Linked DNA regions of Homo sapiens: region 1 is linked to region 2. Evidence: chromatin contacts called from ENCODE Hi-C data. All regions are on one chromosome and are shown on one strand. The core of a region is the stretch at or near the end of the contact, and the rest is flanking DNA. Distances in the headings are between cores, read along the strand shown.

What was found. A loop is a pair of places that touch in the nucleus more often than their neighbours do. Pooled maps may share reads with other maps.
Region 1: a pooled map shows a loop between it and region 2 (6-fold over the local background). The contact joins the promoter of KLF14 here to the enhancer-like site in region 2. A Hi-C loop is called at or near these places in 3 of 37 single-sample maps with no recorded cell type and 6 of 50 pooled maps.

Annotation. Positions count from the first base shown.
Region 1 is chr7:130,732,759-130,735,458 of GRCh38, forward strand. KLF14 (KLF transcription factor 14) reads right to left here and starts at 1,449. Exons shown (of 1, transcript NM_138693.4): 1 at 1-1,449. The coding sequence starts at 1,275. The coding sequence ends at 304. LOC105375508 (a long non-coding RNA gene) reads left to right here and starts at 1,506. Exons shown (of 4, transcript XR_927978.3): 1 at 1,506-1,624. RefSeq lists an enhancer at 520-1,057 and silencers at 953-1,112, 1,183-1,262.
Region 2 is chr7:129,778,975-129,781,674 of GRCh38, forward strand. No RefSeq gene overlaps it. Among named protein-coding and RNA genes, the nearest start is that of MIR183, 5.3 kb to the left of the region's middle. RefSeq lists silencers at 509-638, 789-868, 929-1,728 and an enhancer at 1,349-2,194. Within about 2 kb of position 1,442, at least 14 of the 41 ENCODE cell types and tissues checked have a DNase peak (open chromatin) inside an H3K27ac peak, as active enhancers do.

The DNA of each region.
Region 1 (2,700 bases), core at 199-2,698, 950 kb after region 2:
GGAGGGGAGAATCTTCAGTACTCTGGAGAGTACGGGAGTTCATCCCTTCTTATCAGTTCCTGGGGGCTGTCTTGAGGCAACCCCCACTTTTAGGATGATATACACGTTGCAAGAATTCCCGCTATTTTCCGGCCCCCAGTACCTCCCCAGAGTCCACATGTCTGCCTGGACCCACCCTCAGAGCAGAGGAACCAGTCTGTGCCTTGGTGTAATGACTCTGGGAAAGAAGGATGGGCAGAGAGAAAGCAGGGACAACGGCCTGGGGGATCATCCTTGAGGGTAAGACTGACAGCAATGACTGTCCTACAGGCAGGTGGTGAAGCTGGGCGCCGGGCCGGGACCGGAGCCGGAGGCGGAGCTTTCCACCTCGCTGGTGAGTGGCGGGTCGATGCGGGGAGTTCGACGACGTCCCCGGTACTCGATCATATCTGGATGATAGGTTGGGTGGCGGCGAGCATGCTTGGTCAGGTGGTCGCTCCGGGAGAACTGCTTGGGGCAGAGGGGGCAGGAGAAGCGCTTCTCGCCCGTGTGCGTCCTGTAGTGGCGGGCCAGCTCGTCGGAACGCGTAAACTTCTTGTCGCAGTCGAGCCAGTCGCAGGAGAAAGGGCGCTCACCCGTGTGGGTGCGCTGGTGGGACTTGAGGTGCGACGACTTGTAATAGGCTTTGGTGCAGCCCGGGAAGGGGCATTGGTGGCGCTTGGCAGCAGGTGTGACAGACCTCCTCCGGGGCGCCTGATCCGCGGCGGGGGCGGGGCCTGCCCCTAGGGCCCCTCCAGAGAACCCACCAGAGGCTGCTGGTGCGCCCGGGGCAGCAGGCGCGCTTGGGACGGCGGGCGCATCGGAGGAGCTCTCGGGAGCGCAGACCGCCGCGGCGCCGGAGGCGGGAGCCAGCTCGGAGCACGGGGTCTGGACGGAGCACGGGATCGGGTCGGAGAAGCCGGACGAGGCGCGTGGAGCTTCCCCCGAGTTCTCCCAGGAGCCCTCGCCAGAGCTGCCGCGCAAGTCCGCCCAGACGCTTGCAGCCAGCAGGTGGGGCGCGGCGCCGCCCGCGCCGGGGCTGGGGGCGGGGACCTGCGGGAGCTGGGGGACCGACGCGGGCCCCGGTGGCCCCGGACCCGGCAGAGCGGACTCCGGCGGCGCCGCACCCACCTCCGAGCCAGCGGCTCCACCCGCGCCCTCGGGGTCCGGCGGGCGGCGGTGAACCACGGCGCCCGCGGACATGGACACCAGGCACTCGGCGGCGAAGTAGTCCAGGCACGCCACGGCGGCCGACATGCTGGGACCGCCCGGCCGCCGGCGAGCGCCGTCCGAACGCGGCCGGCCGCGGGCGACGGAGTTCCCGGGAGCGTCCGTCCCGCAGCCTCGGAGCGAGAAGCAGGAGGCCGGGTGCTCGCCGCCTGCCGCCTGCTGCCGCCGCCGCCGCCGCAGCCGCCGCTGCCGCCGCCGCCCGCGCGGAGCCCGCCCCGCCTGACGCGCCCCTGACGCACCGGAGCCCGCGGGGGCGGCAGAGACCCGCCCCGGCCCGCAGGACACCCCCTCGGAACGCGCGGCCCCCGGCTAAGTCATGTTTAACAGCCTCAGAAATTATCTTGTCTCCGCGTTCTTTCTTCTGCCGGCGAGCCAGGTAATGGTAACAGAGCGAAACTCCCCAGTCGGAACTTCTGGGTTGCAGCAGCCTCGCCCCCCCTCCCCGCAGCCCGCCGCCCGCTGGTCCGTCGCCAGCTGGGTGTCCCGCGGAGTCCCAGAAAGTTTTTTTTTTTTTTAAGGAAAAAAATTGCTAATACCTGACATGTCTTTCGGTTCATAATTGCGATTGTTAGCGAAGTGGTCTCGAATTCCATTTCACTCCCCGTTCGCCGCTCTCAGACTAAATTGCAAATATCCCCAAGTCTGTAGCAAAAAAAGTTTTCTCATTGAGCAGGTCAACTGTGAACCCGGGGCCGGGAGCAGTTCCCTAAATAGATCCGCTACGTAGCCATTAATTAATAGCATCTCGAACCAGAAACAGTTTTAACCTTGGAAAAGCAAAGAATCCTCTCCCGGTTGAAATTGAAACTTAAAATCCTTTGAGTAACGATTTAACTATTCAGCCAACGAAAGAAAAATGCATGTTTAAACTGCATTAACCTGTCACTGGCATCCAAACAAATTTAAACGCTGAGATATAAATTATAGTCTAGCGGCGAGATAAACACATTAAAATGGACTCCCACCATTTTAATAATAGAAAGTCACGTTTCCAATTAGGCATTATCTTGTAATTTGCTTTTGACGAAAGTTAAATGTAAGGAAATGCAGCACATGATATAGAATGCTCATATGGTGTTTTGTGATTGTGGAGGTTTGCCTTTTTTATAATCAAATGCATGTACGGTTTCTTTTACGTGTCTTCATTGCTCTCATTTTTTCCCTCGTTTTTCTTTTTAAAAATGTAAAACTACATAGAAAAACAAACAGGATAATTTCTAAAAATAGTCATATCTTAGTTTTTGATGTATACAAGCTTTTATATGAGTGAATTGTGTGCATTTTATTTGTAGTTCTTCAGTACTTTTTCTTTTGAAAATTAATACGTATGTATCAAGAATAACATACGTTCATGTATTTACTGCCTAGGGTAATCAAATGTGAAATTTTTGTTATAGTTGTTTCATGTTTTTATTTATATTAAACATTACAGATAGAGTTGAATGTCACTTT
Region 2 (2,700 bases), core at 192-2,691:
GGAGCCCGGGTTGGAAGAGCAAACGAATGGCTCAGCCTGGAGGACACCGTGGAATCGGGCGACCCCTGACCCCGGGTGACACCCTCACTGCCCATAGTCCTGGGATGCGCTGACCGGTGAGGCGCCAGAGGCAAGCCGTCCAGCCGCCGATCTTGGGGAAGGGCTGGGAACCTGGGTGCCACTAGCGCTATTAACAGGAATGGGGCAGTTGAGGGCGGGGAACGGTGTCTCATTCGCGTGCGCCGGGGTTCCCGGGATGAGTGGCCGCGAAGTGGAGGCACACGGGAGGTCTGAGAGCCGCTTTCCCCCAGAGACTGGGCGGGGCGGCTCCGGGCCACGGAAGCAGCCTCGAACCAGCCGCGCAGCCCTGACAAGACGCTGGAGGGGCCAGCTCCGGGGCCCCGGCGCTCTCCGCAGCCCCCTCCCAGCCTGGCGCTTCCGCCTGAGCCCACCAGGGCGGCGAAACGCAGCCCGACCCCAGCCAAACTCCTCGCGGGTAGGCACCTCGCAAGCACCGGCCGCACTCGGACCGCAGCCGCTCCCGCCCCCGCCCCCGCCCGGGAACAGCGCTGGGCGCTGGGCAGACGCCACTGGCGGACCCGGGACCCAGGCGCCCCGTGGGCGCCTCCGCCTGAAGGCGCGGAAGAGCGAGTAGGCACTGCCGCGTCATCCCCGAAAGCCAGCTGCGCCGGGACTTCTGCCCTGCACCCGGGTTCTAGTGCGGCCGGTCCCGGGCGCCCGCCTCCGCCTCCTCTACTGAGCCCCGCTCTGGCTCCGCCCGGCCCGCCCCCCCGCTCCCGGCCCCAGACACTCACCTGCGCCGGCTCCAGGCTGGGCGCACAGCCGCCTCTCAGCTCCGCGCGGAGTCCACACCAGAGAAGCCAGGCAAAAACGGCCCCGGTTTGGAAAGAGCCGCATGGACGGAGCTTGAAGCGCGCCCGGCCCGGGCCCAAACCTCCGCTGCCCCGCGAGAGGGGGCGGCGCCGGAGCGCCGAGCCCAGCGGGGGAACAAAGGGGAGCCGGGACCCGGCCGCGCGCTTCCTGGGTGTCGGGTGACAGGTCTGCCGGGGAAGGCCCCGGCCCGGCCACCTGAAGAGGAGCCGCCTCCGCGCTGCAGGCGGGGGAGGTCCAGAGGGGTACCTGGGCCCGAGGACCGGAAGAACAGGGGGCGCGGGCTGCCCGGACCGCGCGGCTGGACGGAGGCCCTGCGGCTCCGGCACGGCTGCGCGGGGGCTCGACGGAGTGCACAGAGAATGACTCCAGGAGGGTTTTACCGCCCCCCGCCCCGGGCCCCGCCCGCCCCTCGCGCAGCGCCATTGGCTCAGGTGCCGCGAGGCGGGGAGGGGCAGGGGGCGGGCCGGGGATGATTCACCTTGAATGTGGCTCCGGTTGGTGCGCGGCGCAGGGCACGCCCGTCCGGGACTGCGGAGACGCCGGGAGCCCCGCCTGCTTGCCCAACCCGGCCGGGTCTGGCCCCAAGGGGTCCCGTCGCCCGCCTTCTATCCCCGCCTCCTGCCCTCGGGCTAGGGTGCCGCTAGCCGAGGTGCGCCCGGACGCCCTGCCACCCCAGCGCCCTCTGAGCCCGGAGCTAGCCGAGGTGTGTGTGGCGTGGCGTGCTTGGAAATCCGACCCTGGGAGGGGGGAGGGGAAGTGCGTTGGGAGCTGGGGCGCACCGTAGGGCCACTGGACGATCTCTGCAGTCTCCCCGCAGAAAGGTGCTCAAGGCTGACCTGTCTCAGGGGGCGCACCCGGACCCAGGGGCGCAGGGCTGGAATGGGGACAAGGGGCCTCCATGTCCTCACACGCCCACCCTCGGCCAGTTCTGCGGCCTCACAGGTGTCTGGCCACCGCTGCCGCCGCCGCCGGGAACAAAGGCTGTCTGTCCCAAGAGAGGGAGGGGGAGGGGAGCCGCCCCCCAGACCCGTTCCCATCTCCCCCTCCCCCCACTGCGACAGTGGCTCCCTCGGGAGGGGGCGGGGCCAGCCGGGGCTGGGGCGCGGACGCGGATTAGATCCTTCTCAACCGTCCTTTGGTCTGACACCACCCGGAGCATTCAGAAGGGACCGGGGGGCAGGGGCTAGGTCCTCCAAGCTGTCAGCGTTGGGGTGGCCTCTTCCTTCTTCCCCAGCATCCTGAGCACCGGAGCGCCCCCTCCCTCCCTGCTGCTTTGGCTGCCCTTGGCAGTCCCAGCTCCGCCCCGCCCGGCCGCCCCAGACGGCAACGGCAGCTCAAAACCAGATTAAAATAAAACGTTAATCCGCCCTTCTCCTTTTTAGCTTCTAGTTCTTCCCAATCGACCCCCGCAGATCTGGCACCCTAGAAGCCCCTGTAAAATGAGGGTGGTGCTTAGCCTATGCTCCCACCAAACCTAACCCTTGCACTTGAAGACCGTTAACACCTTGTCTTGGGCTCGAGCAAAAGAAGGGGGTGAGGCAGTGGAAGCGGGGCCCGGGAAATCTATAGTTTCCCCACCCCCAGCTCCTGCCGAGCCGGGAGGGGCCAAGGGTGACGGCAAGGATACGAACCCTTCAATATGCCCGACTCCCGGGCAGGGCCTGCTGAAGCCGTAGATGTCGCAGCCAGATGGATCGGGAAGCAAGATTCCCACCCCAGGTGGATAACTGGACGAGTCTCAGGGCCTCGGGGCCCCTCTCCCCATGCAGCCAGGGATGGGCACGGTGAGCGAGAACCCGGACAGCG